Linked DNA regions of Homo sapiens: region 1 is linked to region 2. A link is an interaction called in ENCODE POLR2A ChIA-PET data of the cell type or tissue named here. Cell type or tissue: Panc1. All regions are shown on one strand. Each heading gives the region's core, and the rest is flanking DNA. Links, peaks and the distances in the headings are about the cores only. Region 1 overlaps LOC101927284 (a long non-coding RNA gene). Region 2 overlaps LOC101927284 (a long non-coding RNA gene).

Region 1 (4,404 bases), core at 124-4,123, 61 kb before region 2:
CAATTGAGCCTCCAAATGACTCCAGCCTCAGGTGAACCATATGGAGCAGGCATCTGAGCCTGGGTAATTCACAGAATCATAAGAGGTAATAAAATGCTTGATGACTTAAGCCACTAAGGTTTGGGGTATTTTGTTTCACAGTAATAGCTAACAGGAAAAGACCTCTTCTTCTTAGGTACAAAATGATTTAGAGAGTCACAGTGTTATAATGAATAGTACAGCTATACAATTATTAAAATAGATAAGTATTTGCTTTTGCATTTTTGCTGCAAGTCCTATATATATAGTGCATATGAAACACAAGAAACCTGATACATTTATAAGCCATTTCGAAACACTACATTTTCTATTCTTTTCCACTTAGCATTTATATAGTGCTCATTATCACAGAATATAGGGGCTTTACAATATTATTATTTAGCATTTATATAACACTTTTTGCCTTCAGTGTATACTACAAATTATTTTACTTTAAAATCATTTAAATTTTAAAAGTACTTTAAAATCATTTAAATTTTAAAATTATTTCATAACTCTTTTTGCAGAGGAGAAAATATATAATAGAGCCTGAAGATGTAGTTGTATTGCTTCAGTCTCATGATAAAACTTGAGTGGATGAGGAGTTGCTTCTTATGAACGAGCAAAGAAAGTGGTTACGTGAGAGGGAATCTACTCCTAATGAAGATCCTGTAAGTATTGTCAAAATGACAACAAAGGATTTAAATATTACATAAATGTTGTTGATAAAGCAGCTGCAGGGCTTGAGAACATTGACTCCAATATTTAAAGAAGTTCAACTGTGGGTAAAATGCTATCAAACAGCACTGCATGCTACAGAGAAATCTTTCATGAAAGGAAGACTCATTTGATGTGGCAAACCTCATTTTTTTTTCATTTTAAGAAATTGCCACAGTCATCCCAACCTTCAGCAACCACCCGCTGATGAGTCAGCGTCCATCAACATGGAGGCAAAACCCTCCACTAGCAAAAAGATTACCACTCACTGAAGACTCAGATGGTGATGACCATTAGCATTTTTTAGCAATAAATTATTATAAAACTAAAATATGTTCATTGTTGTTTCAGACATAATGCTATTGTACACTTAATAGATTATAGTATAGTGTAAATGTAACTTTTATATGCACTGGGATATCAAAATATTTGGGTGACTCACTTTACTGAGAGATTAACTTTATTGTGGTGGTCTGGAATGGAACCCACAATATCTTTGAGGTATGCCTGTAGTGAAATATCCCAGCACTGTGTCAGTCAACAATGACAACAGTCCTGGGCATTGATGAAGTTCAAGAATTGTGTATTCCATGAATATGCCTTCTGAGCTCCTCTCCTCTTAACAAACCCTCTAGAGTGGTTCCCATGGTGCTCCCTGTTAATGTGGCAAAACAGCATTTCAGCATGGCTGAGGGAGCTCTGACAAAGATGTCCTGAAAGCATTGTCCTGCATGTGCCCTGTTTGGGAAACCTGAGGGAAGCCTTAAGGCTACAGTTAATTAGGAATGAATTTTTTAATCAATGGTTAGGAATAATGGACTTTACTATTAACGTTTTTTGAAGAATGAATATTAAGATTATGATTATTATCAAGAGTTTTAAATGACATAATAAAATGCTTGTAAAATTATCTCAAGTGTTAACTGCAAAGTACAAAAGTGTATTGAAGTGTGATCTCAACTTTGTAAGTATAGACACAAATATTTATGGAGATCTGCATGGGAGATTGAAAGGAAATATGCCAGAATCTTTACAGTGATTATTTCTAGAAATGGGATTATGAAGGATTGCTTTTATATCCCTGTTCTTTTAAAATATTCCGTAAGTAGGTGTTACTCCTAGAATTATAAAAAGTTATATATTTTTCTTTAGAGACTTTATTTGTTGGATTTGGTTTGAAGAGTTATACATTTGTACAATTCAAATATCAAAATGCTTTAACAGGGTAAACATTGAGAGGTCTTACTGAGGATGGAGGCAGGACGTGACTCAGGAGGCAGGACGCAATCAACTTCAGAGGCAGGGCCCAGACACCGGACCAAATTGAGGACTAACTAAAACAGGGAGGAGGTGGAAGCACCTTTCCATAAGACACACCTACCAGTGTGCCATGTCAGTTTACCATTGCCATGGCAACAACCGGAAGTTACCACCCCTTTCCATGGCAACAACCCAACAACCCAGACGTTACCATCCTTTTTCTAGAAATGTCTGCATAATCTGCCCCTTAGTTTGCACATAATTAAAAACGGGTATAAATATGACTGCAGCACTGCGTCTGAGCAGCTATTCTGGGCACACTTTCTATGGGGTAGGCCTACTCTGCAGGGAGCAGTACTTCTGCTGCTGCTGTACACTGTTGGTCCAATAAAAGTTGCTAATACCACTGGTTTGCCCTTGAATTCTTTCCTGGGGGAAACCACGGACCTTCCCAGGCTAAGCCCCAATTTGGGGGCTGCGTCATCACCTCTACTCTGGTTTTCATCTCCTCCACTTCTCTATGAACAACTACTCATTTAGTTTCCTCTGCATTCTTCCTGAGTTCTTTTTGCAGATATAAGCAAATTTGAAAGCATGTTGTTATCCTCTCCCCTTTCTTACACAAAAACAACATTACATACACTGCTTTGATCCATGGACTGTAGAATGGATGTACTATTAGCAGATGTACTAGTCAGTTCTCACATTGCTTTAAGAAATACTTGAGACTAGGTATTTTATACATAAAAGAGGTTTAATTGGCTTGGGGTTCTGCAGGCTGTACAGGAAATACGATGCTGGCATCTGCATGACTTGGAAAGGCCTCAGGAAACTTACAATAATGGCAGAAGGTGAAGGGGGAGAGAGGTGTCTTACATGGCAGGAGCAGCAAGAGCAAAGGGAGAGGTGTCACACACTTTTAGACAACGAGATCTCATGAGAACCCACTCACTGTCACCAGAACAGCACGAAGGGGATAGTGCTAAACCATTCATGAGAAACATCTCCATGATCCAGTCACCTTGCATCAGGCTCCACTTCAAACACTGGGAATTACAATTCCACATGAGATATGGGTGGGGACACAGACCCAAACCACCTCAACAGGCATGAAAACAACATTAATTTCTTTGTACATCTCCATCAGAGCTCATAAGTGACCAGGTATATTGTCAATGAGCAGTAATGTTTGGAAAAAAGCAATGTTTTTCTGAGCAGTAGTTCTCAATAGTGGGCTTAAAATATTCAGTAAACCATGTTTTAAACAAATGTGCTGTCATCTGGACTTTATTTTCCCCTTTTCAGAGCACAAGTAGAGTAGATTTAGTGTCATTCCTAAGGACCCTAGGATTTTCAGAATGGTTAATGAGCATTGGCTTTAACTTAAAGTCTCCAGTCACATTAGCCCCTAACAAGAGAGTCAGCCTCTTCTTTTAAGTTTTAAAGCCAAGCATTGTCTTCTCTCTAGCTATGAAAGTCCTAGATGGCATCTTATTCCAATCCAAGGCTGTTTTGTCTCCACTGAAAATTTGTTAGCAAAGCTACCTTTATCAATGATCTTAGCTAGATCTTCTGGATAGCTTGTTGCAGCTTCCCCATCAGCACTCGCTGCTTCACTTTGCACTTTTATGTTATGGAGAAAACTTTATTCCTTAAACCTCGCAAACCAACTCTGCCAGCTGTCAGTTTTTCTTCTGCAGCTTCCTTACCCTTCTCAGCCTTCATTCATTGAAGCTTAATTATTTCTAGCTTTTGACTTAAAGTGGGAGACTTGTACCTCTTTCTTTCACCTGAATACTTAGAGGTCATTGTAGGGGCTATTAATTGGCCTAATTTTAATATCACTGTGTCTCAGGGAATAGGGAGACCCAAGGAGGGGGAGAGATGGGGAAACAATGGTCAGTAGAGCAGTCAGAACAAAAACAACATTTATCAATTAAGTTCATTGTCTTATATAGGTATAGCTCATGGCACCCCAAAACAATCACAATAGTAACATCAAAGATCACTGCTCTCAGATCAACAAAACAGATATAGTAATAATTAAAATGTTTGAAATATTTCAAACTTTGAAATTTGAATATTGTGAGAATTACCAAAATGTGACACAGAGACACAAAGTGAGCGATATACTCGCTCAGCGCAGGATCGACACGAACCTTCAATTTGTAAAAATGCTGTAGTATCAAATATTTGTGTTGCTGGTAAAACTTGGAATGGAGAGGAAAGACAAGAGGATGTCAAGAGGTGGTCTTTGTTTAATGAGTTATTCATAAGCACACTTATTATGTAGCTCTTCCAGTACTACAGTGGGGGGTGTGTGTGTGTGTGTGTGTGTGTGTGTGTGTGTGTGTTTTGCATGTTGGTCCTTTTTTTTTACAAATGAAATATATAAACATATTGAAATGA
Region 2 (4,404 bases), core at 302-4,301:
CTTTAAAAAAACATAAATATGCATATAAAATGCAAGCCCTTTCTTCTTCGATAAATAGCATACTTTTCTCCACCTTACTTTTTTTTCCTCAATAATAATTTCTAGAGATCCCTCCAAAGCAGTATATAGAAATGTTCTTTATTGCTCTTTTTTTTTTTTTTTTGAGACGGAGTTTTGCTCTTGTTGCCCAGGCTGGAGTGCAGTGGCGCGATCTGGCTCACTGCAAACTCCACCTCCCGGGTTCAAGCAATCAGCGTCCGGAGTAGCTGGGATTACAGGCATGAACTACCATGCCCAGCTAATTTTTGTATTTTTAGCAAGATACTCAATCATTTCGGTGTGGATTTACTATAGCTTACTTAATCAGTCCATCATCAGTGGACATTTGTACATTTTTTTGCTATTATAAATACAGCCCACAAATAACAGTCAGGGACAACATTGATCCTACACTTGTATGTGCCTGTGCTGTGCATTTTACACATATTACCCATTTAATTCTTATAGCAAGCTTATCTCCCCTTTACAGGTGAGGAAACTGAGGTCTAGAGAGGTTAAATACCATGTCAAGGATCAAGCAGCTGTAAGCAGCAGAGTAAGGGTTCCGGCATCATGACTGTTCTTAGTCACTCAACCTATTTCGTCCTCCTGATTCAGGCCTGTGTAGAGGAGGAGAAGAGACCAAGTTCCTCCTCCCTGACCCCCAGAAGGCTTGTTGGCACCAGCTCACATTCTTTTGCAAACTCAGCAAGGCCCCTTCCAACCGGCTTACAGCCCTCAGCTGGGAGCAGATTTGTTAAACAGATGCACGAGGCTTGGAAAACTGCCCAGGGTGTCCCCATACTGACAAAACAAGAGTCCTGTGGGACAAAGCGGAGATCCTGCCTCATCTGCATTCTCTCTGGCTCTCTGAGGATTGCCTTCAATGCCTCAGGCTAATGTGTTTGCCCAGAAGCATTTGTTTGGTGGGGAAGGGAGAAGAATAAGAGGGAGAGTGCTGGACAAATCTTTCCCTTTTACAGTCGGGGCACACAGGAGTTTTTAAGGCACTGCCACCTCTCCCTCTTTGTCTCTATCCTAAAATGACCTTATTCCCTTAACAGCCAACCTGGAACAGGAGGGTGAGTTTGGGGGGCATGTGAAGCAAGTTGTAGGGGTGATTGGAAGCTCCTTCCTTTGCTTTCTAGCCTGGCCTGAATGTGGGTAGAACCACGATATCAGAGAATATCAGCCCAGCACCCCACCCCTCACCCCCCACCCCCCAAACCCCCAGAGTCCTGATGGTTGCAGGGAGTTACAGGTGGCAGCTTCTGGGTACGAGTTACAGAGGTCAAGGCAGAAACAGTCCAGGACCTAGGAATAAGTGGGGGGAAGGGGGTGCACTGAGGCAGTGCCACCTTCTTTAAACCAGTGCTATGGGCCACAGTGCCAGGGAAGAAAGCCATATATCTGTATTAGATGATGATGCCTAGTGGTAAACTGTGCAGGGAGGAGAAACGGGAAAGCTACAGATTTCAGAAGTACATTATTGGCCTTAAACATTGGGTCAACCTAACATTCTGTTTTGAAAGAAAAAAAAACCCTAATATTTATTAAGTATTTAGGTTAATGACTTTACCTACATCATTTTAGTTAATCTTTATAGTAACCCTCAAATATATAATTCCCATTTTCAGATGTGAAAATTGAGGCTAAAATTGCTTAGGAGATTTGTCCAGATTTGAAAACCTAGTAGGCAGTGGAATCCTAATTCAAACCCAGATCTGCTGACTGCACAGTCCAGGTACCTAATCATTTTACGGTGCTGGAGGCTCTTTCTTCATTCATTCATTCATTCAAGAAATATTTATTTAACATCTATGATGTACTAAAGACATGATATTGTGGGAATACAATAATGAAATAAGAGAGATGTGGTTCTGGCCCTCACAGAGCTCATCTTCAAGGGTAGGGAAAATAAACAGGTAAATAAGTAAACAACATGATTACAGACTTTGATAAATGCTATAGCTCTCATCGAATATTGAGATTGGTTTAAAATGAAGTCTTTTTTTTTTTCAAACTATCTAGTAATTAATGAAAGGGGAGTCATCCTATATAAACTCTCCTTCCATTGAATTTGTCTATATCATGTGTAATATTTTAAGATGTTGCTTTATACTTAGCTATTTTATTTAATCTGAGCTCCTCTCAAGTTGAGGCAAAAGTACAGCCTCATTATTAGTATTATTTTTAATATTCTGAACTTAATGTCTCCAAAAGCCAAAAGTAGATATTAAAAAGTCCATTTCAAATGACCTGAGGTTGTATGAGCCATCCCTGTGAAATGTTTAGGGAGCTATCCCCAGGGAAGTTGAAATTATGCCCTACTAGGAATGGTTGAAGAAACTACCTGAGGTTTGTCAGCAGAAGAGCATGGCTTTACTTCTCCCTTTCCTTCCACATGTTGGAGCTGTGTGAAAATCTCCCATGGAAGAAGACAGGATATGAATTCAACCTATAATTTGAAAAACAAGTATATCAGATGACAAGTGATCTAAGCAGTATTATTATATTCTACTATTATCATTGTTCTTCCATGTAGTTAGAAGATTTCAATCTGAGCTACCTTTTTTCTTTATGTTCACAAATACCTAGGGGGAAGGGAGGTGGAAGATATTAGTATTCCCATCACTTCCTAAACAGCTTCTGCATGAAAAATACCTGCCTCCTACCTGTCTGACTGGGCTCTGGAGTTTAATTAGATTAGCATCTCTAAACTACTCAGGTTTCCCCGAGATAGGCATTATGTAAACATAAGGTATTATTATCACTATCATAGTATCATTATGTTATTGTAATTGTGTGGATTCTCCCATAAAGCTGCATAGGATGGGATCCTAGCCCAGACTATTATTTGTCTAGTGCTTTGAGCTTAGATGAAAGGCACGTATATGTTGTCTTGTGTTGTTACATCATTACAGTCACTATTGTTGCATTTTTGATTACTGAAGAATGAACCAGTTTTCAAATTCATCTCAACATCTCTCCAATTTTTAAAAGATGTTTTCTGTGTGACTGCAATGGTGTGCTCTTCCACACTGGTTTAAAGGCCTGGGGTAAGATAGCACCTTGGGCTTCTGATATCACCTGAGGAAAAAGGCAGACAGGCAGGGTATTTTAGGATGGTGTTTTTTTTTTGTTTGTTTGTTTTTACCTCTGTTCTGCTAGAGCCTGGTAGAGGTCGCAGAGCTCCAGGCCTGTTGACAGCAACACTCGGGTAAATTATTCTGGTTAAAGCCAACTTTGAGTGACTCTTCTGTCTCATTTGCTACCTTTAGGAGCCGTAAATGGCTCTTCTCAAAAAGATTAAGATGGTATCCATCTCAAAAAGAGGAAAGAAGACGAGATATAGGGCCAAACAGCACACTAGAGAATAATTTTATGAGATTAACGTAGTTGCTTCATCACTAAATATACCAGCTGGTAAAGTTGTACAGTTTATTTTAGGAGGGTATTCATCAATCCAAAGATTTATGTTATCAGTGATGAAAATGTTATTTTGGAGTTTGTAAATTTGGGACCTGCCTTATTTATCTTCCTGTATTCTGACAATGTCATCCTCAAAGGTCATTTTTATTCCATTCTATTTTTTTTCTCCAGTGAATTCTACTATTATTAATTTTCTCTTGGCTGTGTTTACAGATATGACTATAATTATTTCCATTAGAGCTACACACTTAAGGTTTGCATTATCTTTCATTTCCTCTACTAAAAGTCCAGTGTTTTATGCTACTGGGGAATCTGAAAACGGCATAATTCAGAAATGTAAGACGACGGCTCCTTTTAGATACTCCCCATTGCATAATTGTAGTTCTTAACAGGGCTGAAGATCATCACATTTAAATGAAGGAAAAGCCTCTCAATTGATGAGCCAGCTGTTCACTGAAATGTTTATATCTAGTCAGGCTTCAGACTAATATGTCTTTGCATGATTTATTAAATGTGTTTGTAATAACAGAGTTATCATCACTCTCTCTTACTGTCCGATGATTGGTTCTTGGGCTGGTATTGCATGTGGTGCTGAAACTGTCATGGCAGAGAAAGTATTTTGCTCTTTTCTGATAAGAAATTTCCACCTGGTTCCGTCTGTGGAAAGGCAAGGCTAACCAGGGTGCTGAAGAGGCTTAGGGGATGGTTAATCGCCACGCAGACCTTGACTTTAAATGCAAATTACCCAACAAAAAAGTGACTGTGACTTGAACTGCTGTTTCTCATCGAATTTGTGGGAGCATTTCTTGTGCAGCTACAGGTTGCAGCTGGTCTGGCCACGGTTTTGTGTGGCTGAGTGCTTAGGCCGGCACTTTATTATCAGAACAGAACAAATCTAGGCTAATGTGCGTGGTAGAAAGAATCCCAGGGTGC

The links. ChIA-PET counts read pairs that join two places held together with the same protein. Peaks named below come from ENCODE experiments on the same cell type or tissue, not always from the same donor. Only the 100,000 strongest peaks of a DNase experiment are listed, where the experiment ranks them.
Region 1: POLR2A ChIA-PET joins it to region 2 with 8 read pairs; 2 of 35 experiments call an interaction of 5 or more read pairs at or near these places.

What each region holds. Positions count from the first base shown.
Region 1 is chr13:94,763,863-94,768,266 of GRCh38, forward strand. LOC101927284 (a long non-coding RNA gene) reads left to right here. Exons shown (of 5, transcript NR_110754.1): 2 at 546-689. Among named protein-coding and RNA genes, the nearest start is that of SOX21-AS1, 53 kb to the left of the region's middle. In Panc1, for the core only: no CTCF peak of the experiment used is centred there; a DNase peak (open chromatin) is centred at 1,843.
Region 2 is chr13:94,824,938-94,829,341 of GRCh38, forward strand. All of the region lies in intron 2 of LOC101927284 (a long non-coding RNA gene), which reads left to right. Among named protein-coding and RNA genes, the nearest start is that of SOX21-AS1, 110 kb to the left of the region's middle. In Panc1, for the core only: no CTCF peak of the experiment used is centred there; no DNase peak of the experiment used is centred there.